3 separate regions of the Homo sapiens genome follow, and all the other regions are linked to region 1. Evidence: chromatin loops called from intact Hi-C (ENCODE). Cell type or tissue: Calu3. All regions are shown on one strand. Region 1 has its middle 200 kb from the start of CCNG2. Region 2 has its middle 140 kb from the start of CCNG2. Region 3 has its middle 83 kb from the start of CCNG2.

Region 1 (8,000 bases):
CTGCTGCTGTTCTCCGCCCTTCTTGCTCTTTAAGGCAGCTCTTAGAAACTGGAAGCCCTCCTCCCCAAGCCAGCCCTAAAGCTAGGAACATTACTCTCCCCGTCCCTTTCTGTGTAACAGCTGACCGTAAAGAAATTCTGACTTGCCTTGATAAACAGGTCATCAAATGCTCACTCCAGAGGGGTCCTGCTCCCTACCCAGAAAGAAGGAATGCTGTAGAGACCAAGGGAAATAAAACAGACCGGCCTTGCTGGGTTTCCCCACTCAGTCTGTGGGCATTAGGTCATGCCCTTGTCCAATCACAGTTGGACACAGCTGTCCATGCTTCATTAAACCTAAGCAGAAAAATGGTAATAGCAAGTTCTCCCTTTGGGCCTTCACTCTGGCTCCCGTGTCACATACAATTGATAGGAATCTTTTTTGCTTAAAACAGCTGTGTGGAACATACAGCTGTAGATGGAGGCAGGTTTGGGGAGATAATGGGTTAAGCTCAAAGAATGGTCTCAAAGCAAATGACTCCAAGTAGAAGGTGCTTAGAGGACCTCAGTGGGGAACAGATGCTGAAGTGCTGGAGCAGAACAAAGTGCCAGAGTCAGCTGCTTCCTGTGTCAACGGCAAACACCCAAGTGGCTGAGGGCCACAGTAGTGGAGGGTGGCATGTCTTTCAGAAGGACCCATGCTGGAGCAGCATGGTACATTCCCAGAACCAATGTGTCCACACTTATCTCCTGGGTGTAGAAAATACTTTGTGTGAAAGAATAAGTTCATGTCCTAGAGTCTGTTTTCACCATGCATGTGTTTTACTGCACACAAGTTCTATGCAAGTGAGCCTTCCTAGGCCTCTCAGGCTCACTTAGTGTTTCTCTTAATGTGAAGAATATTGGTTATACAGCATAGTAAACAATGAATATGAGATGTGGGGACACAGCAGAGCACACGGCAGCTCACTGATTTTCTTCCCTGCACTTGTGTGCAGCTGAATCTGCTGGTAAACACCCAAAGGGTCATCTCGGTGTATTTTCTATTTGTGTAGTGTCAGATCTAAAAAATCTTGCCGAAGATAATGAATGAGCAGATGGTAACTTCAGATAGCAAAGGAAGTCTATGGCACTTGGGTTCATTACACGGGACATTACATCAACTGGAAAATGCTGTCTGGAGCATTTAAACAGTGTATTATACTAGTCAAGGCAGTTCTCAGAGTTTTGTCTAAGACTTCCTTGGGGTTATGGTCCCTGTTACCATATGTTGAACTTACAGGCAAACAACTACATAAGGTAATTAAGCTCAAGTTTTGGTCTAGGTTTAAAAGTGAGTTCTGACTTGGCAAAGTGTGTTTTTTTTTTTTATCTTACAGGTACATATTCTGCTTACGTAAATTTAACATTGTTTTTTAAGGTCTCATGGATTATGCAGCATCACTTTCTAGCACTCTTCTTTGAGGACTCCACTGGTGTAGAGATGAATATCTCATCCTCCACTTCCCACTACTAGTTGAGTGGCTCAGTGTGGATCCTCCTTGGCATCACTGCATGTACAAAGCCAGTTCTTGGACTCTATATAGGCCATTGAGCCCATAGTGAATGGTACTTTATAATTCAAGGAGGTAAAACAAACTCTGGTTTCTCAGATGTGTATGTATTAGGTTGGATAAATGAACCAGGCAGGAAATGTTCTTGGAAAAGAGCCATACACTAGGCAAGAAACCATCTAGAGGTAAGATCACTGGAATCTAGTGCTATAATAGGCGGGAGAGTTAGGGTGTAACTACAGAAACAAGAGGAATTCATAACCATGACGTGTCAGGGGTGCCAGCATAGGGCAGAACATGCCACTTGAATGTTCCAGAGTTGAAGAAGACTACATGTTTAGGCATCCCAGGCATAGGAGAGAAGACTCATACTCTTCAAAGCCATTTTGCCTGTGTTGCAGGTTGGGCTGTTTAGAAACAGGTTGAAGTGGAATTTGGCATGAAGTATGGTATTTAGAGATCAAATTGTGTCTAAGAGATGGGAAAGCAGGATAGGGCTAACTGTAGTGTGGGGCCCAGAAGTGCCTTGGCCAGTGTCGGCATGCATGTGACCCATCATGGTTGTTCCATGGTGGCCTATCATGGTTGTATCATGGTGGCCTGAGATTGCTGGCCTGCATATGTCTGTAGTCAGCAAGTGGATGAGGGCTGCTAGGGGAAGGGGCATGCCCTTGGAACTGAGGCAAACTCTGTAGAGGTGATGGCTGGAGGCTGCTGGCTGTGCTCCAAGCAGTTGCGGTAACAAGCCCTTGTTGAAGGGGATCTGGTGGTACATTCCCATGCCCTCAATCCAGTGATCTGGTGGAGCTGTCTACCCTCTTTAGTCTCTTGCCTGAGTTCATGTGTGGATATGCTCAGTGTGGCTTTCTTGCTCAGGCCCTACCTTTCCTACTGAGCCCCAGATGAATCTGAGCTCTTTCAGCACTAGATGCTTGACAAGACAGAAGCCATGAAGTGACAAGACTGTGTTCTATTCTGAGACCACTACACGATCACTTCCATTCTTTTAACCTACCTAGGATTAATGTAAGAAGTTACTGTTTATAGGGTCTAAGTGTTCTGAACCGCTTTATGGTACGTCTAGCGGGGGTGGTCTGTATGCCTCTCACATGTCATGTCTATAGCTTGCAAAATTGACCAAATTAGCTTGGCATGCTATATCCATGCCCCAGATGGTTTGGACCACTAGGCAGACTTTCTTTGCTTTGATAATAGATAGGTCCAGGGTTTAAAACTTAAAAAGCTACCCTCTATCTTTATCCTCTGTATTTTGCCTCTCAGAAAACCCTTGCAGGGAAGCACAACCCAGGCAGAATGGGTCCAGTGGCTGCAGCACAGATATTCTAGGCCCCTTGTCTGAGGTTCCTCAGGTGTGGGGGGTACATGTCCAGGAAGGAACTGTCCTGTCCCAGCCTTCTCACAGGCACAGAGGGGAGAGAATCCAGAGTGCTCTACCCAAGACAGGGCAGCACTTTAACCCTTTGCTTGCCTCATATGAAGGTCTTTAACTCAGACCCTGAGCCTTGGGCAGATAGGAGGAAAAGCCTAGAAGGGTACCTACTGTTGAAACAGGCACTTATATAAGCATGGAGGCCAGATGGGCAATGTGGGCTGTGTAGATACCAGCGTGATCTAAGGGTAGGGATTTTTTATGTGAAGCCCATGATGCCTAGTAGTGGCTGCCTTGCAGACAGTGAAATCCATCCAGTTTATAATGTCATTGTAATGGACTGTATTTCTGGGAAGCTGCATGTGAGCATGGTGATCACTCCTGGCCCATATCCTGATTCATGTGAGATTCCTGTCTCAAGCAGGACCTCCATTGCACCCTGACCTTCCTGGGAATGAATACTTTCATGACCTTCTATAATAGCATAGTCCCTATTCTCTGAGGTCTCACAGGTGTGGCCTTAGAGTAATTGAGCCATAAGGCAAAGTGACCCTTAGAGTAGCCCATTTGTCATGGCTAGGAACAGAAGTCACCTGTCCAACAGGCTGTTAGCAGCTAATGTTCAACACCAACTATGAGTGAGCTTAGAAGTAGGCATTCTGGGGTGTGATCCACTTTGGAGTAGATCCGTTCTCACTAGTTGAGGCTTAAAATGAGAGCATGTTTCCAGCTCACAGGTTGACAATGCCAGGAGGGACTTTCAAGCAAGAGCATTTAGCTAAGCTTTACCTGAAGCCCTTATTTTTACAAACAGTGAGATTTAAATGTTCTCTCATGTTGCTAATCTTTGGGGTCAATTGTTCGGCCTATAAATAGCTTTGTTAAAAAGCCAGAAATATGATTTTTCTCATTCCAGAATAAAGAATTAGGGACAGGCATGCCATGACCTTGAGTATCTACTACCTGAGATGGCCTCTCTTAGAACCACCTTGGAGACCATCTTCCTGAGACTTGGTGATTCCCCACCATCAGCACAGAGCTGCGTAATAGCCTGTAGGCAGTTCCGTCAGGTAGAAGTATTATGGAAGTCGCGTGTTAATCCCCCTCATCACAGGTTTTTTAAAAACTAAAATAATCAGGTGAAACTAACATTAAGATTCTTGGGTTGAATTAGACTTGTGTTGCCCCTTGTCAGTTGCACTCTGCTCCTAACTTAGTCTTCTGGTCTTGACAATAATTTCCTGCCTAATGTAGGGGAACTCTGCCTTGTAGGCTCGCTGGGCATCAGATGGTAAAATCTCAATGCTTTCACTAAACCTTCCAGTTTTCAGGGAAATGGGTAAATGTTCTAAATCAAAACAAACTATAAGTGCACAAGTTTGAATAGCTTAGAGGTTTTCTGGCTCCTAAATGTGACTATTGTCTTTAAATTGGCAGGGTGGACAACTGGATTCTTCTGCCACCTAGTGGAAGAAACTAATCTCTCCACAGTGTTCTAGAGGTGGTGGCAGGGGCTAGATCAGCTGTGGCAGCAGCCAGAATCAGAATAGGGACCCCAGCCAGAACTAGGGCAGCTGTCACAGATGGTGGGGGGGGGGGTGGGGAGGGGGTACTCAGTCCTCAGTAGGAAGGACCCTGAAAAGAGGAGATTGTCCACTGTCTACCTCTTTCAGGGAAGAGCCAAGATTGCCCGCTGACAGAAGATGAGGTTTGAGATGCCTGCCATGAAGAAAGTGCCAGTCAACCATGGTTGGGGTCTGTGCAGGGTACATCCAGGAAAGTCTTATTTATTTTGGGTATGGAATTACTCAGAAGTATTTGGCTTTGGTGTAGAATGTAGGTCTGTGTTTGATGTGTAAAAATGCTGATGACCCAGAGGAAAACTTTTCTACCTCCTGTTGGAGTCTGGATTGGGAGGTACAATCCCAAGCTTAAAGCTCATAACAGTGTCCTAGAGCAGACCTGACCCACAACCCAAGTACCTTCTTCCCTCCCTCCATGGCAGATGTGAGCTAGGGAAATGAAAGGTCTGCCTTTGGACACCGATGCAACAGTTCTAGAAGCTGAGGTTCTTGTGTTACTCTGGATCCCATTTGACTGTAATATTCTACTTGGTCTTTAGCTGCTGTAGAGCTCATGCCAGCAGGAGGGCTTTTTGCTCCTTGTGTTAGAGGCAGCTAGACCCTATAGCATCAGGCCAGGTTGGTGTGGTCCCAGGGGAGCAGTAGGAAGAAACACTTCAAGTCCTATCCCCTAACCATTCCCTGGTGCTCTCTGCCTGTGAACCTTGGGACTATTGGATAATGTCTTCTCTGAGTCCTAGAGCCAACTGTGAGAGACAAGAGTCTACCTGAATGAAGGACAGAGCTGGATGTGGACTCGTGCTGGTTGTGGCTTTTTTTTTTTCAAGGTATCCTTTCAATTTCCTCTAAAATAGTCTGGCTCTCAGACTTTTGGATCCTTGGATAGTAGTCCAATTCTGATGTCTCCTTTATAGTCTCTGGGGGGAATTCTGTACTGGAAAATCCACAGGCCAGGAAAGATAACTGTGGCCTTATTCCACTTGACCACCCACAGCCATCCTGTCCTTCCTGAGGCATCCTTTGCCTAACGCCTGCCAGGCCCCTGGGCTTTGCTAGAATCCTCCTCTCTATCGCTGTCACCATGCTGCTTGCACTGCTGTTCACCAGCTCAGGCACTTACATCTTCAAGTGTCTCTTTACCCCACCTTGCCCAAAGAAGGCTGTGAGTCTCCCTTGGATGGCAGCTGCATGTGCTGCCCGGCCTAAATGCCCCTACTTTCATGCCTTGCTTCACACCCTACATGCCATCCACTTTCTACCGCAATTGGTGACTATTTATCCTAGCAGGTACTAGGTAGCATCATTCAATCTTTGCCATCCTTAAAGTTGAAACATGAGGGAGTGTACTTACTTGATCACTCAATTGAGCTTAAGTTTATATGCTTAATGGCTTCTATCTTGTTCATAAAATATGCATGGCGGCTTTTACTCCTTACCTTCTAGGTATTTCATTTGTGAGGTTTATTGAGTATTGGGAATATAAGACCTCAAACTTTTTCTTCACCAGCTTGCCTGGAACTGTTAATTGTTACTGCATCCCTTACAGTGTCCCTTTGAATGTTACACTACATGCATCATGGTGAATTATTCACTGAAAGAAAGTAGTCTCCTTCCTCATTCTTTCCCCTAGCAACCCAAACCCCTTCTCTAAAGGAAACTCTCTTGTTACTGTCCAGAGACTCTGCTTATACTTAATTTTTCTCCAAGCAGAATCCGTATTAATACTTACATACCTTACCCCTTTAAAACAGTGAATGTTTTCAATTTATCTTAGATATTTCCTATCAGTGCATACAGAGCAAGGCAGAGTCTGAGACTATAGGTTTGTTACCTTTCCCATGGTGGAGGCTTTCCAGTTGGTGTTAATGTATGATACAGAATGGTAGGGTCCTCTGTTCATTTGTCAAAACAAGTACCTAGCCTGTTGGCTGTAGCCCAAATGTCTCTGCGGAAATACTGGTGTAATTGGAGGTTTGCCCTTGGGGTAAGCACTGTGACAGTGCAGCCTACCGGCTTAGCTGCTTCTATAGGAGTCAAGCTTCGTTGCACCTGCTCTGCTCTAATCCTTCAGTTAATCTTGTGCTCTAATGTTTAATCAAGCTCACTCACATTTCTTTGAAGTCAAAAACTTGGACTGTTGGCTCTTATAATCCTGTCGTATACAGTTATATACCTTGCATGAGGACTTACCCAAATAACAGTACAAGTGACTGGTTTTGGAGCCAGGAAGATTCTTAGAATTCTGTTTTATGAAAACATATACTGCTATTGTAAACCAACTAAAGCGAGTGAAAGTAACAAATCTAATATACTAGTCACTTCAGTCTAAAACCATGAATATGGGACGGGTGCAGTGGCTCACGCCTATCATCCCAGCACTTGGGGAGGCCGAGGTGCGTGGATCACGAGGTCAGGAGATCAAGACCATCCTGGCTAACACAGTGAAATCCCATCTCTACTAAAAATACAAAAAATTAGCCAGGCGTGGTGGCGAGCGCCTGTAGTCCCAGCTACTCAGGAGGCTGAGGCAGGAGAATGGCGTGAACCCAGGAGGCGGAGCTTGCAGTGAGTCGAGATCGTGCCACTGCACTCCAGCCTGGGTGACAGAGCGAGACTCCATCTTAAAAACAAAAAACAAAAAACATGAATATGGTGCATATTTGGACTTACAATAGATATTCAGGTCCTACTTCCACTTAACTGTCATGTTACTTCTAAGGGAGATTGTTTCTTTGACTTGGGCATATCTAAGGTACTAGCTGAGAGCAAGAGAATGTAGGAGAAAGTACTCTGAATGCAATGAACTACTACTTCCCAAAGGTATGCTGCTCTTGACAGAATGACAGAAAAACTAGACCCCCATATACCAAAACTTTCTGGCTTTCAATTGGCAGTCCCTTGACCACAGCGTGTTTGAACAAGAAATATCAACATAAGACCCTGTTACATGTTGGAAGGAAGCAACTGTAATTAATAGCCTAAGATGCTAAGCTTTTGTTCCAAGATATGAGAGAGTTTGCTTTTTGATTGTCGAATAGCTCTAATACATTCGTCTCAAAGCACCTGCATTCTCATGCTACAGTATGATGTATTCTATATCACTGATACTCTATACTGAAATAGTGAAAGACTCTTTGCATTTAAAGCTTAACCCACACGTGGACACTACAATATCAGATGTGTGTGCACAAGCTCTGAGATGCCAAGCAAGGAAGTGGAAGTAAAATTGCAGTGTGATCATGCAGCGTCTGTTAATGGCAGCCGAGGGTGAATCAAAGATGTGTCCTCTTCCTTGGCAACATTATTGAAAATAAAACTGTTTCCTGCCCCATCACAAGCTCACTCTGTATCTTGCTTTGTTTCCTTCATAGTGCTTATCCCTACCTGTTAATTGCTGCATTTGAATGCAAACTCTGGGAGGGTAGGGAACTATTTACCCCTGTCCCTAGGTTCCTTAAAATGGTACTTGCCTATCACTCTGGATGTAGTTGTTAGG
Region 2 (8,000 bases), 57 kb before region 1:
TTATTTCTTTCTCTTGCCTGATTACCCTGGCCAGAACTTCCAACACTGTGTTGAATAGGAGTAGGGAGAGAGGGCATCCCTGTCTTGTGCCAGTTTTCAAAGGGAATGCTTCCAGTTTTTGCCCATTCAGTGCGATATTGGCTGTAGGTTTGTCATGAATAGCTCTTATTATTTTGAGATACATCCCATCAATACCTACTTTATTGAGTTTTTAGCATGAAGCGCTGTTAAATGTTGTCAGAGGTCTTTTCTGCATCTATTGAGATAATCACGTGGTTTTTATCTTTGGTTCTGTTTATATGATGGATTACATTCATTGATTTGCGTATGTTGAACAAGCCTTGCATCCCAGGGATGAAGCCAAGTTGATCATGGAGGATAAGCTTTTTGATGTGCTGCTGGATTCAGTTTGCCAGTATTTTATTGAAGATTTTTGCGTCAATGTTCATCAGGGATATTGGTCTAAAATTTTTTTTTGTTGTGTCTCTGCCAGGCTTTGATATCAGGATGATGCTGGCCTCATAAAATGAGTTAGGGAGGATTCCCTCTTTTTCTATTGATTGGAATAGTTTCAGAAGGAATGGTACCAGCTCCTCTTTGTACCTGTGGTAGAATTCGGCTGTGAATCCATCTGGTCCTGGAATTTGGTTGGTTGGTAGGCTATTATTGCCTCAATTTCAGAGCCTGTAATTGTTCTATTCAGGGATTCAACTTCTTCCTGGTTTAGTCTTGGGAAGGGTGTATGTGTCTAGGAATTTATCCATTTCTAGATTTTCTAGTTCATTTGTGTAGAGGTGCTTATAGTATTCGTTGATGGTAGTTTGTATTTCTGTGGGATTGGTAGTGAGAATCCGCTTTATCATTTTTTCTTGTGTCTATTTGATTCTTCTCTCTTTTTTTCCTTATTAGTCTTGCTAGAAGTCTATCAATTTTGTGGATCTTTTCAAAAAACCAGCTACTGGATTCATTGATTTTTTTTTTTTTTTTTTTTTTTTTTGGGAAGGGTTTTTTGTGTCTCTATCTCCTTCAGTTCTGCTCTGACCTTAGTTATTTCTTGCCTTCTGCTAGCTTTTGAATGTGTTTGATCTTGCTTCTCTAGTTCTTTTAATTGTGATGTTAGGGTGTGAATTTTAGATCTTTACTGCTTTCCCTTGTGGGCATTTAGTGTTATAAATTTCCCTCTACACACTGCTTTAAATGTGTCACAGAGATTCTGGTATGTTGTGTCTTTGCTCTCACAGGTTTCAAAGAACATCTTTATTTCTGTCTTCCTTTTGTTATGTACCCAGTAGTCATTCAGGAGCAGGTTGTTCAGTTTCCATGTAGTTGAGTGCTTTTGAGTGAGTTTCTTAATCCTGAGTTCTAATTTGACTGCCCTGTGGTCTGAGAGACAGTTTGTTATTTCTGTTCTTTTACATTTGCTGAGGAGAGCTTTACTTCCAACTATGTGGTCAATTTTGGAATAAGTGCAATGTGATGCTGAGAAGAATGTATATTCTGTTGACTTGGGGTGGAGAGTTCTGTAGATGTCTATTAGGTCTGCTTGGTGCAGAGCTGAGTTGAATTCCTGGATATCCTTTTAACTTTCTGTGTTGTTGATCTGTCTAATGTTGACAGTGGGGTGTTAAAATCTCCCATTATTATTGTGTAGGAGTCTAAGTGTCTTTGTAGGTCTCTCAGGGCTTGCTTTATGAATCTGGGTGTTCCTGTATTTGGTGCATATATATTTAGAATAGTTAGCTCTCCTTGTAGAATTGATCCCTTTACCATTATGTAATGGCCTTCTTTGTCTCTTTTGCTCTTTGTTGGTTTAAAGTCTGTTTTATCAGAGACTAGGATTTCAACCCCTGCTTTTTTTTTGCTTTCCATTTGCTTGGTAGCTCCTCCTCCATCCCTTTATTTTCAGTCTATGTGTGTCTCTGCACATGAGATGGGTCTCCTAAATACAGCACATTGATGGGTCTTGACTCCTTATCGGACTTGCCAGTCTGTGACTTTTAATTGGGGCATTTAGCCCACTTAGATTTAAGGTTAATATTGTTATGTGTGAATTTGATCCTGTCATTATGATGTTTGCTGGTTATTTTGCTCATTAGTTGATGCAGTTTCTTCCTAGCATCGACTGTCTTTGCAATTTGGATGCTTTTGCAGTGGCTGGTACCCGTTGTTCCTTTCCATGTTTAGTGCTTCCTTCAGGAGCTCTTGTAAAGCAGGCCTAGTGGTGACAAAATGTCTCAGCATTTGCTTGTCTGTAAAGGATTTTATTTCTCCTTCACTTATGAAGCTTAGTTTGGCTGGATGTGAAATTCTGGGTTGAAAATTCTTTTAAGAATTTTGAATATTGCCCCCCACTCTCTTCTGACTTGTAGAGTTTCTGCCAAGAGATCTGCTGTTAGTCTGGGCTTCCCTTTGTGGGTAATCCGACCATTCTCTCTGGCTGCCCTTAATATTTTTCCTTCATTTCAACTTTGGTGAATCTGACAATTATGTGTCTTGGTGTTGCTCTTCTCAAGGAGTATCTTTGTGGAGTTCTCTGTATTTCCTGAACTTTGAATGTTGACCTGCCTTTCTAGGTTGGGGAAGTTCTCCTGGGTAATATCCTGAGGAGTGTTTTCCAACTTGGTTCCATTCTCCCTGTCAATTTCAGATACACCAATCAGGCATAGATTTGGTCTTTTCACATAGTCCCGTATTTCTTGGAGGCTTTGTTCATTTCTTTTTACTCTTTTTTTGTCTAAACTTCTCTTCTCACTTCATTTCCCTCATTTGATCTTCAATCACTGATACCCTTTCTTCTAGTTGATTGAATTGGCTACTGAAGCTCATGCGTTTGTCATGTAGTTCTCTTGCCATGATTTTTAGCTCCAGCAGGTCATTTAAAGTCTTCTCTATGCTGTTTGTTCTAGTTAACCATTCATCTAAAATCTTTTTTCAATGTTTTTAGCTTCTTTGTGATGGGTTCAAACATCCTCCTTCAGCTTGGAGAAGTTTTGTTATTACCGATTGTCTGAAGCCTTCTTCTCTCATCTTTTCAAAGTCATTCTCCATCCAGCTTTTTTCAGTTGCTGGCAAGGAGCTGCCTTCCTTTGGAGGAGAAAAGGTGCTCCGATTTTTAGAATTTTCAGCTTTTTTCCTCTGGTTTCTCCTCATCTTTGTAGTTTTATCTATCTTTGTTCTTTGATGATGGTGACATACAGATAGGGTTTTGGTGTGGATGTCCTTTCTGTTTGTTAGTTTTCTTTCTAACAGTCAGGATCCTCAGCTGAAGGTCTGTTGGAGTTTGCTGGAGGTCCACTCCAGACCCTGTTTGCCTGGGTATCACCTGCAGAGGCTGCAGAACAGCAACTATTGCAGAATGGCAAATGTTGCTGCCTGATCCTTCCTCTGGAAGCTTTGTCTCAGAGGGGCACCCAAATGTGTGAGGTGTCAGTCGGCCCCTACTGGGAGATGTCTGCCAGTTAGGTTACTCGGGGGTCAGGGACCCACTTGAGAAGGCAGTCTGTCCGTTCTCAGATCTCAAACTCCATGCTGGGAGAACCACTACTCTCTTCAAAGCTGTCAGACAAGGAAGTTTACATCTGCAGAAGTTTCTGCTGCCTTTTGTTCAGCTATGCCCTGCCTCCAGAGGTGGCCTCTACAGAGGCAGGCAAGCCTTCTTGAGCTGTGGTGGGCTCCACCCAGTTCAAGCTTCCTGGCCACTTTGTTTACCTACTCAAGCCTCAGCAATGGCAGACGCCCCTCCCCCAGCCTCACTGCTGCCTTGCAATTTGATCTCAGACTGCTGTGCTAGTGGTGAGCAAGGCTCCGTGGGTGTGGGGCCCTCCAAGCCAGGCATGGGATATAATCTTCTGGCATGCCATTTGCTAAGACCATTGGAAAAGCGCAGTAGTAGGGTGGGAGTGTCCTGATTTTCCAGGTACAATCTGTCACAGCTTCCCTTGTCTAGGAAAGGGAATTGCCCAACCCCTTGCACTTCCCGGGTGAGGTGATGACCCACCCTGCTTTGGCTCACACTCTGTGGACTGCACCCACTCTCTGATAAGCCCCAATGAGATGAAGCCAGTACCTCAGTTGGAAATGCAGAAATCACCCATCCTCTGTGTCACTCACACTGGGAGCCGTAGATTGGAGCTGTTGCTATTCGGTCATCTTGGAACCAACTCTGTCAGCTGATTATTTTGCTCATAAGTTGATGCAGTTTCTTCCTAGCATTGATGATCTTTACAATTTGGCATGTTTTTGCAGCGGCTGGTACTGGTTGTTCCCTTCCATGTTTAGTGCTTCCTTCAGGAGCTCCTGTAAGGCAGGCCTGGTGGTGACAAAATCTCTCGGCATTTGCTTGTCTGTAAATAATTTTATTTCTCCTTCACTTATGAAGCTTAGTTTGGCTGGATATGAAATTCTGGGTTGAAAATTCTTTAAGAATGTTGAATACTGGTCCCCACTCTTTTCTGGCTTGTAAGGTTTCTGCCAATAGATCTGCTGTTAGTCTGATGGGCTTCCCTTTGTGGGTACCCCGACCTTTCTCTCTGGCTGCCCTTAACATTTTTTTCCTTCATTTCAACCTTGGTGAATCTGACAATTATGTGTCTCCTGGAGTTGCTCTTCTCAAGGAGTATTTTTATGGTGTTCTTTGTATTTCCTGAAGTTGAATGTTGGCCTGCCTTGCTAGGTTGGGGAAGTTCTCCTGGGTAATATCCTGAAGAGTGTTTTCCAATTTGGTTCCATTCTCCCCATCACTTTCAGGTACACCAATCAAATGTAGATTTGGTCTTTTCATTTAGTCCCATATTTCTTGGAGGCTTTGTTTCTTTTTACTCTTTTTTCTCTAGCCTTGTCTTCTCACTTTATTTAATTAATCTGATCTTCAATCACTGATATCCTTTCTTCCACTTGATTGAATCAGCTATTGAAGCTTGTGCATGCATCACGAAGTTCTCGTGCCATGGTTTTCAGCTCCATCAGGTCATTTAAGCTCTTCTATACATTGTTTATTCTAGTTAGCCATTCTTCTAACCTTTTTTCAAGGTTTTTAGCTTCCTTGTGATGGGTTTGAACATGCTCCTTTAGCTCAGAGAACTTTATTTCCGACCTTCTGAAGCCTATTTCTGTCAACTTGTCAAAGTCATTCTCTGCCCAGCTTTGCTCTGTTGCTGGCGAGGAGCTGCGATCCTTTGGAGAAGAGGTGCTCTGGTTTTTAGAATTTTCAGCTTTTCTGCTCTGGTTTCTTCCCATCTTTGTAGTTTTATCTACCTTTGGTCTTTGATGTTGGTGACCTACAGATGGGGTTTTAGTGTGGATGTCCTTTTTGTTGATGTTGATGGTATTCCTTTCTGTTTGTTTTTCTTCTAACAGTCAGGTTCCTCAGCTGCATGTCTGTTGGAGTTTGCTGGAGGTCCACTCCAGACACTGTTTGCCTGAGTATTAACAGTGGAGGCTGCACAACAGCAAGTAGTGCACAACAGCAAGTACTGCAGCCTCTGATCCGTCCTCTGGAAGCTTCATCCCAGAGAGGCACCCACCTGTATGAGGTGTCTGTCTGCCCCTACTGGGCAGTGTCTCCCAGTTAGGCTACACACGGTCAGGGGCCCACTTGAGGAGGCAGTCTGTCGGTTCTCAGAGCTCAAACGCCTTGCGGGGACCACCACTGCTCTCTTTGGTGCTGTCAGACAGGGAGGTTTAAGTCTCAAAGTTTCTCCTGCCTTTTGTTCAGCTATGCACTGCCCACAGAGGTGGAATCTATAGTGGCAGTAGGCATTGCTAAGCTGCGGTGGGCTCTGCCCAGTTTGAGCTTCCTAGCAGCTTTGTTTACCTACTCAAGCCTCAGCAATAGTGGATGCCCCTCCCCACACCAGGCTGCAGCCTTGCAGGTCGATCTGACTGCTGCACTAGCAGTGAGCAAGGCTCTGTGGGTGTGGGACCTGCTGAGCCAGGCATGGGAGAGAATCTCCTGGTCTGCCAGTTGCTAAGACTGTTGGAAAAGTGCACTATCTGGGTGGAAGTGTCCCATTTTTCCAGGTACAGTCTGTCATGGCTTCCCTTGGCTAGGAAAAGGAAATCCTCTGACCCCTTGCACTTCCCAGGTGAGGCCACGCCCCACCCTGCTTTGGCTCATCCTCCATGGGCTACACCCACTGTCCAACTAGTTGCAATGAGATGAGCTAAGTACCTTAGTTGGAAATGCCAAAATCACCCGTCGTCTGCATTGACGATGCTGGGAGCTGCAGACTGGAGCTCTTCCCATTTGGCCATCTTGGAACGGAACTCAGACTGACTTTCTAGGCCACTGACCCGATGGGCAGGCCATTGGGTTCTGCCAGAGATGAGCATATATTCTCATCTTAGGCCACTCCTTATTCCAGAAAAATAGATTATTAAAACAGCTAGAGATGTCAATTACTTGCCCTACATAGTGGGCCAGAGAGGCTTATCAAGGATGCCACAAACATAATATATAGCCAAGCTGCTTTGCAATTGAAAATCATGTCTTAAGCCAACACTTGGGACATAAGTTGGTCTCTTTCCTAATCTCAAAACTGCATTAGTGATGCTGACAGAGGCTTTAAACTCCTGAAATATCTACACTTGTGGCTGAGGATATACCCGTCTTTTGTGCCTGTGCCCTTCTGGTAAAGCAGTGAGGAAGGTCTGTTATTTAGCAAAGAGCATATTTTTGAAAAAAGTTTGATTTGATAATGACTTTGTTAAAGAGATTTGATCACTTACGGCAGCAACTGATATATGCAAATCACTTACTAGGGCAAGCTGAAAACTGGCTATGGGGTATTCTGGGCCCCAGTCAGTAATACTTAAGGCTTCTGGCAAATGTCACTTTACAAAAGGCCAGGGAGTGAGAAATGGATGATGATGATAGTTTGGGGGAGAGGAGGTGGTGGCAAGGATCTTTTTGTCCAGTAGGTAGATTGTGATTTAAAAGTGTTTGACAAATTGTAATGAAATGTCCTCATTGTCTTCAGGATGAGATTGAAATCTGTGGTTTTTAGGCCTTAGATTTTTGTAGTTTTTTAAGTTGTATGAAAGTTGATCTTACCAATTATCTAACAAAAATGTATTCCAAAGCTAAGAACAACTCTACAAGAGGTATATAGAAACAGCTCTGGGCATGGAGGTCATGCAACATTCCTGCCTTTATAGCCTCTTGGAGGTTAGTTCTTAATCTGCATCCAGAGTTGGAAATCTGTTAATACAACATCCTAGAGCACAGGCAGCCAGTGATTCTGAGTGATGAAGGGCCTGATTCCACTTAACTACAGAATTGTCTTGACATTCAAGGGGGAGCTTCCATGAACCATTTCTGGTGCTACAGACTGTGGAATGGAGTATTGATGTTACTTCTCTGGCAAAACTATATTCTATACTTGACTCTCAAATGGATCAACTGTTACATGTGGGTCAGGCTCAGGAAGAAAGGGTTACAGAGCCTTGGCCTGGTGAAAAGTTGGCTAGCACTTGCCAGTCTTTATAAAGCACGGGGAGGTAAAATGCATCTACCCATTCAGCTCAGTAAAGCACTGCTCTTTACTTATAGCAGTCTCCTATTAGAAGCTCTTCCTTCCTATTACCGACATTCAGGAACTCAACTGATCCCAACTGGTAAAAAATCACTCTAGAAATGCACATGAAAGCAAGTCCTGCACCTAAAGGCTAGAAGGCACTTTTGTAGGTCTCTTCACTGGCTTATTTGACCAGATAGGTCAAAAAAAGTTGATCAGGGTATTTGGGCTTTCCTTCCTCTGAAGGAGACACATAGTGACTCTAGGGTGTAGTATCTGAGTCCATAGGACATGGCTATTAACTGATCACTGAGTTCCTCCATGTTTTATGAGATGTGGCTGGCTCTGAGCATCTATTTCTTTTGAATAAAGCAGTCTTGGGAGTGTGTACAGTGATACACAAGCTTGCTTTCACATCTGAATGTACCTGAGTGTGCCTAGTTGAAATTAAAAGCTTTTTCATTGCTGCCTTGTGGCCTCATACAT
Region 3 (8,000 bases), 120 kb before region 1:
AGAATCTTTGCAAATAGCCTATTCCTGGTTTTCTTCAAGTAATAAAATCCTTAGCATCAGTAATGCAATGATTGGCAACCTTTGGCTACCTGGCCTATCTGTGCAGGGGTCCTGTGCTGCATTCTTAGTCACTTTAACTCCTAGGCATGATTTCAGGACTGTTTTTTGGGGGAACAGTCGGTGAATCTTCTGTAGAAATTGAAGTTCTGGAGGTACAGTTCCTACTGAAGACACTCCTGTGCTTGGCCCCCATTTCATGTTAGAACAGCAGCTTGACTAGCATGTTCACTGAACAAGTGAATCACATGTTTCTAACTGTCAGAGGATGGATGGGATTTCCAGGAAGCAGATCATCAGATGGAGGTGAGCCTCAGGAAGCTCACCAGGGAGTGGTCTTGGGCTCCACACCTGTGAAAGCGAAGGAAAGGAAGAAGTGGAGCTGTGATGCCTTCTTCAAAGAAGCTTCAAGCCAACCCTGTCAGGGGGTTTTGAAGCCAAGGTCCTTTTAGAGCTATCCTGCCTGCATTGGGATGAGGGGTCTGGAGTTTTAATCTCAGGTGGAACATTGGATGCCAGCCACCCAGGAAGAGGTGTGACTTCTGGTGAGCCAAGCCCAAGAGGGGCGGACTGCTGACATCTGCCTGCCTGCCTGTGGGCATCCAGTAGCTGGGAGAACAAACCTTTCATTCCTGAAAGGTTTATGTAAAAGCACATGGCAGAAAACACACTGAACATCTAGACCTAATATGAACCTCAAAAGCAGTAATAAGGTTTATTTTCATGCCTTATGTGGTGAGTAGGAAGTCACAGGCTGTCCTAATCAGATAAATGATTTGGTTGAAGTCGAGTCAACCTCATCTTTGTCCTGGAATTCTTGTACCTTTTGGGGCAACAGGGCTTCAATGTTTTGACTCAGAGCAGAACGAGAATTGTCAGGAGGAAACCCCATGGCTGGATTCACCACTGTCCAAGGGAAGTGGCCTGAGGGCTCAGCTGGGTGGTCATGAAGGCAAGGGTGATGGATTGGTATAGGCACTCCTTCCTGTTGCTGAACACTGCTCTCCTTGCACTACCTCCTGGTAGGAACACCTGTCTCGATCGTTATCTTGGCAGCCACCTCATAAGCATATATGCTACATCTATAAAGACAAAGTACTGCTCTCAAATATGTCCTGGAGAATACAAATTCAGAAGCTTATCACCACCTGTGTGACTTCCATAGCAATGACTAGTGTTAAAGCAAAGAACTAAGTCTTTTGAATATAAACACAAACCAAACTGGGGATTAACTGAGTGGTGTCGTGATTAGTAACAGCAGCCCTCATGTTGGCATCACCAGTTGGAATTACCTGATTCCAGGGAACCCTGGTTCCCGTGGGCTTCCAAACCAAAGGGACAGATCGGAGTTCTAACCTCATTGCTCAGTCTGGGTTCCTCCAGCCGCTCAAATTTTGGATGCTTTCAGAGCCACCTCTTAAGGATGACTTTGGGGGCCATGAACAGACAACTAACTATGCCCAGGAAAATCATGAGTTCGTCTGGGTCAATAGAATAAATGGCACACAGAATGTGAGAAGACTAGAACAGAACAAGGTAACTGCATCTGAGCAATTGTGAGATAACTTGGTACATAGTAAAACAATTGGGAAGGGTGGGGGGTAACTTCTGGAAGGGAGGATCCATATGCCTCAGATAACACGTCAGCATGGAATTTATAAAGCAAACGGCCAAAAGCCACATTGTGGCAATTCAGGATTGGTGTAGACTCCTGGCATGGGTGGTCATCTCTATTCTGAATGGAGTAGCCTTGGGTGTGTCCATAGGGATCTACAAGCTGACTTCCACATCTGAACTTACTCCAGTACTTAAGTTGTAGTTTTAACCCAAAACTTCTATACTGCTGGCTTGTGTTGTGATGCAGATGCCAAGGTGTGGGGTTAGATGCTCAAGAACTTTGGGGTGGGGAAAGTTCTGTGAGGGAAACTGAGGGAGCTGGAAGAGTCTGGGAAGAGGACTATGATGCAGGCCTGACTCTGAAGGAAAGATGTTAGGTAGGAAGTGGGCTGAGACTGAGGTGTGTGACATTGTTTTGGCAAGGATAAATACCAGAGCCCAAATTGCCCATCAGAAGTCCCAAGTGCCCTAAACAGGGCTGCTTGAGCATCCTAGCTGCACTCAAGTATCGGATGAAGCAGCACATGGGAAGAATGACATTCTAATAAGCATAGTTGGCTCCCGTGCTATACAGCTCTACTTCTCTACACAGGTCCACAGAAGAGTGACTTTGTGTCCCTTAGGACTCTTCAGGGGAACTCAAGGATGCATGGGATGAAATGCAGCTCCTGTGTCTAGATTGATCCCAGGTTGCAATGAACACTAATCTGCCACAACAACTATCCACTCTGAATTTTCTTAGCCCTCAGCTATAACCTTGGCTGAGGGCTAGTTCTTAGCTGGTAGGATAAAAATCTTCATACTAAGGGGCCTGAACCACTAGTAAGCTCTAGCTTTTCAAGGTAGGTTGTTGAATTAGTTACAGTGGGTCAAGGGAGTACCAGGAGATGCCCAAGTAGATGACCCAGGTTTCATTCATACATGTTAATGTACAAACCACCTCCTGTTACCCCACAAGGATAACTCAGTGAACCCAGTGGCTCACAGGGAATGATGGAAAGTATGACTAACCTTCTTAGTTTCTGCATCCATGTAGTCTTCCTATAGGGGATACAGTATTACACAGATGCCTCTAACACACTGCCTCATAAAGGATGGTGTCCCAAAATGTCAGCATGTTTACTTGGAGTCCATGCTTCTGTTTCCTGAAGGCTGTGTCACCATTCTGAGACTCCCTGCCTCTAAATGGTTTTGTGATATGGCCGGTAGACCTTGTGATCTGGGGCCTGTCTATCTTTTGTGACCTCAATCCAGTGGTAACACACTTTGCTGTATGGGGCTCCATACCTGTGGATGAAGCACAGGAGTCCCCGGAGTGGGAGGTAGCTGAGACTTCATAAGCAGGAGAGACAAACCCATATCAACATGAGATATCTATTCCTGTGAACATGAACTTCTGGCTTTCCCAGAACGGGAAGGGGCTTAATGTAGTCAACTTGCTACCATGTAGTGAGTTGGTCTCCTTATACTGATACATTGAGATTCAATGTCTGACAAGTGGGTCTTTCAGAAGAAATGGTAACCAGAATTTCTCTAGGAAATGGCAGTCCATGTTGGGCACACATGTTATCTTCCATGTCTGCTACCGTGGCTACAATATGCATTTACCCATTAGCTGCTGAAAAAGCCTGGCCGATACCCAGTGGCAGAGCTATTTTGCCTGTTCACCAAACAGACAAAACGTCTGGCTTGTAGTGTGTCTTAACAGGTGATGTAAAAATCTACAAGTCTTAAGCATCCATACATCCCATCTTGGACTTCTAATTTTTCCAGTCTTTTTATCCAGGCCTCTGACCAGGTAGCTTAAGCACTGGTCACTGCCCAGGCATCAATACATATTCTAATCTTGAGCTGCTGCTTTTGCCACCAAATTTAATTCTTGGTGGAACACTTGGATTTGTTACTTTCCTGTATATGGCCTGAGGCATATCTTCATGGCTGCCACAGCCACAGAGTACAGCCAAGATGCTTTAAACATGGTCTTCATCTAGCATTTGGGAAATAATGGGATCTCTTTCCTGATACCAACACAGTTTCAGTGATGCCACAGGCTTGTAAATGCCTACAGAGCCCAGGTTTGTGGCTCAGGAAGATACCTGCTGTTGGTGTCTGAGCCCTTTGAATAAATATTGTGAGATTACTTGATAATGAAGAAATTCTTGAAGTAAAACTGAGTCTTAGCAGCAAAGTTAAAGGAAATAAGCTGCCCCTTGGGTATTGCGGGATGTGATTGGTAATGCCAAGGCCTGTTGGCAGACCTCATGCTGAGGATCAGGTAATGAGACTGAGTGACAGCTGTCATTTTTCAGTGGAGGGGTGATGGCAGAAAATCTGAAGTGGCAAACCCTTAACTGAAGTCCTGTTGGATAAAGTGTGGTGACAGGATGGGATAGAAATCTATAGCAACAAGTTACATCAAAGGTCTGATATCCTTTCAGGACTCTGTATCGAGTTTAGCATGAAGGCTGATCTCGTTAAGTTCCTAATAGGTTAGCATTCCAAGGTTAAGTGCTCACAAGAGGTGTGCACTTGGAGGACATAGTATGCCTGCCTCCCTAGCCCCTCGGTCAATTGCTGATCTGTGTCCAGAGTGGGGAACTGCTGTGTCATTGGAGGAAAGAAATCTAAGTCATAGGCAGATAGCATCAGACAACCTCCGTCATTCAGAATCACATCAGCTACAGTGGGCTGTAGGGTGTCCACAGGAAAGCATCCAGTGAGCCGCCTCAGGTATTAGGTTCAAGAACGGTGCATTCTGTGACCTATATTTTATGTCTACATTTCAAACGAACCAACTCTTGGACAGTGAGAAAGTAGACTGTGACACTTGAGCTTCCTCTGAGGGAATGTAGTATGAGGTCTGAGTCCATAGGACATCGCTGTTAACTGATTCTCCAGTTTCCCTTGCCTTAGATGTGAGAGGTCCTGTACTTCCCTCGTGTCAGGCAGTACAGGTGGGCCGTGGTGTGGGTTGGGGGAGAATCAGACAAGTCTCACAGGTGAACTGGAGGGGCAGACCCGCTGGGACTGAGTTCAGGGCTTTGGCCAGGAGAGGGCAGTACTCGATCACAGAACTGTGTTCCCTGAGCAACCTCCTTCAGATGGAGCCTGGGCTGGGCAACTTAAGGGGCTTTTAGAGAGCAAGAACCAACAGTGACTGACTATAATGGTCTTATGAGGGACACTTGGGGTGTACAGTTCGGGATAACTGGGAGCTTTGAAGAATGGGTTAATGTAAATGGAAAATGGGTCTCCAAGCAGATGACACAAAGCAGAATGAGCAGACGTCCATGGCAAACAGAAAAAGGGGTAAAGCAGGACAAAGTGCTAGAGAAAAGCCAGTGAATTCCTCGATATGCGAATGGTGTACACCTTAGAGTGGATTGCCACAGTAGTGGAGGACGGCATGTCTTTCAAGGTACCTCTTCCAGAACCAAGATAACGCTGTTTCTCATGCATAAATTCAAGTGAAGGAATGAATATAAGGCTTTAGTGTCCATGCTTTCACCATCAGTATGGTTTACAGCATAGTTTTCCTTGTAACATAGTTTTCTTGGGTCTGTTAAGCATCATGCTAACCTCTTAACGTGAGGATAAGTGACAAGGCACGGCAAATTAGTGAACATGAGATGTGTGCCTGGTTGAACTGATGCATGCAGCTCATCTGTATCTCAGCTGTCCCTCATGCAGCTGAACTTGCTGGCGTGCACCCACAGGGTCCTCTAAGTGCATTTTCAATTTCCATAGTGACTCTTGGATAGAAAAGTTTAGCCAACTGTTAGATGTGCAGGTGGTGACTTTAGATAGGTAGGATTATCACCATGGAAGCTTCTGGTTCATGATAATGAGAGGGACTTCAGGAGATGTTTGGTAGAACATAGACAGCCACTGGAAGGTGCCAGGAGCCTGAAGGAAAAAATCCTCAGTCTGTTTCTTCCAAACACTGAAATCAAGGCGACTTTCAACCCTGGAAGTGTCATTAGTTGTCAAGAATTATGAAGCCAACTATATGGTAACTGTAACGAACTCCTCAGGACCAGAGATCTTAGAAATACCAACGTATTTCTAAGAAATCAGTGAAGGAGTTGGGGAGGCAGGATGAGTAAGAAGGGGATAGGTAAGTCAAGCAAGGCTGTGATCACAGACAAAATCCCCTTGCCTCTCACAGAGGAGCGCTGGAGGTTACACCATTGCTTGAGCTGGGCTTTCATATGTGAGAATATGACAGCATTTATTACTGGTGGTCCTGGTCTAGTGGGGGGTAAGAGGTGGTAATCTTGGGCACTTCTGGCTGTTGGTGTGCATGTAAAATAGGTCCAGTAACTCAAGGGAGGTGCTCGAACAACTGCAGATGCTGCCTCTTAAAGACACAGGTATCCAACGTTGAGGATTACAGAGAAATGGCAAAAGGAATTTGAGGAGATATGGACATGGCCCCAAGATAGGGTTCATTATCTTTGTTACAGGAAGAAAAGAATAGGTGAATAGGCAACAGGGCTCTCCTTGTCTCCAAGTAATACCTTTGCTACTTCTGTATCTTCTGAATGTGACGGCTTAAGGTTTGCAGGCTCGCCTTTGGGCTTTATCCCAAAACCAAAATTCTTTCAAGATAGCCTTGTGGTGTTGCCTGTTTGCTTCTTCCCAGGCCCAGCAGGGAAGACAGTGATGTGGAAATTCCTAGGAGTTAAATCTTCAGAAATACCCTGAATTTTTAGTGTGTCTTGGTTGATTGAACCACCTCTCTCTCCCCCTGAGAGGTTGCCTGGAGCATTCGGTGTGTGACTCCACATGCGTGCAGAGTGCTTGTCCATGAAGGTAGATAGACCAGTTAATTCTCTCCTGTAAGCATCTCTAAGCTTTCTCTGGTATCCTACCAGGTATTGGTTTGCATTTCTGGTAATTCCTCATAGTAGAATTTGGCAGCGTGGTAGAATATGGCAGACACAAGGTATAACAAAAGGAGTCTCCGTGATCTTGAATGCATCTGGGTGATGTGTGGCTTTGGCATAAGGAAACCATTTGGGTCCAGTTGCTTCAAGTGACTTCCAAGCATTCCAAAATCAGTTTGGTCAATTACCCCTGGAAATAAGAATCAGGGCAGACTCAAAATACTTCAAGTTACTAGCTGTTACAAGTATATCTGCAACTCTTTTGCTATATATGCTCTCTTGAACCATCAGTGGCTGTCCAGGCCATCAACTTAAGCTGTAAAGGATATCAACAAGGGCATTGTGGCACCAACTATAGCCAGCTATCTTTGACACATAGCCTGAACATGAAGTTGCAGGTAATTTGCATGGATCTCTAATCCCAGCAGCAGCTTTAAAGGCACCAAACCTATCCTCTGCTTACTCTTACATAGCCCCGTGAATCCCAATGCAATGTTATCAGGATGTGAAAAACAGCATGGTAAACCCATGCATGTATGCAGTGTCATCAGGTAGAACAGCAATGCAGCACTTGTCCGTTCCAATAGCCAGTGTGTAGCCAGCTAAGTGGTGTCCTGTCTGGCTTATTGAGGTGATCTGGTACAGGGAAATGCTTCCAGAGCGATGGTACAATGCTACATGCTATTATGCATGGTCAATGTCAAATGCAGCTGACACACAAAGTCACTGTACAGGATGAGAAGTGCCCTTGAATTACCCTTGGCCGTCAGTGTCTAATGGCTCAGTACGACTTGATGCTTTGCCCTTAGAGGGTATGATGGTTTTTCCTTGGAAAGAGTCTAGATAGAAGAATGAAGGAAAAGACACAGCCAAAGACTTTCTGTGGTTTCCTTTACTTCTGCCTGAGCTATTGCTGCTGTCAGCCCTTGTGGATAGTTCTGTCCCATATTTTAGTATCAGGGACCCTTTGGTGTAGACATGGAACTACAGATGTTGGCAAAGTATAAGATGGAACTGTTGGTGCCTTTACCACTTTGATCATCTGTCTCCTGTCTTTGGCCTTACTGTCATAATCTGGATATTTCTTCCAGATAAAGTATGGGCTCCTGGGCCTATGTCAGCTTTGATTTGTGATTTGGTGTAAAGCAGAGATAGGTTTACTAGTCCGTTTTCACACTGCCAATGGTCATACCCGAGACTGGGTAATTTATAAAGGAAAGAGGTTTAATTGACTCACGGTTCCCCATGGCTTGGGGAGGCCTTCCAACAATCATGGTGGAAGACTAAAGGAAGAGCAACGGGATGTCTCACATGGTGGCTGGCAAAGAAAACGAGAACCAAGCGAAAGGGGTTTCCCCTGATCAAACCATCAGAACCATCAGTTCTCATGAGACTTATTCACTACCATGAAACCAGTATGGGGGAAATCATCCCCAT

What was found. A loop is a pair of places that touch in the nucleus more often than their neighbours do. Peaks named below come from ENCODE experiments on the same cell type or tissue, not always from the same donor. Only the 100,000 strongest peaks of a DNase experiment are listed, where the experiment ranks them.
Region 2: a loop joins it to region 1, with 2.5 times the contacts of the local background. A loop is called at or near these places in 4 of 110 quality-filtered maps.
Region 3: a loop joins it to region 1, with 17 times the contacts of the local background. A loop is called at or near these places in 78 of 110 quality-filtered maps.

What each region holds. Positions count from the first base shown.
Region 1 is chr4:77,354,141-77,362,140 of GRCh38, forward strand. No RefSeq gene overlaps it. Among named protein-coding and RNA genes, the nearest start is that of CCNG2, 200 kb to the left of the region's middle. In Calu3, no CTCF peak of the experiment used is centred here; a DNase peak (open chromatin) is centred at 4,401.
Region 2 is chr4:77,297,464-77,305,463 of GRCh38, forward strand. No RefSeq gene overlaps it. Among named protein-coding and RNA genes, the nearest start is that of CCNG2, 140 kb to the left of the region's middle. In Calu3, no CTCF peak of the experiment used is centred here; a DNase peak (open chromatin) is centred at 3,738.
Region 3 is chr4:77,235,957-77,243,956 of GRCh38, forward strand. No RefSeq gene overlaps it. Among named protein-coding and RNA genes, the nearest start is that of CCNG2, 83 kb to the left of the region's middle. In Calu3, a CTCF peak has its summit at 4,716 (motif pointing right); a DNase peak (open chromatin) is centred at 4,735.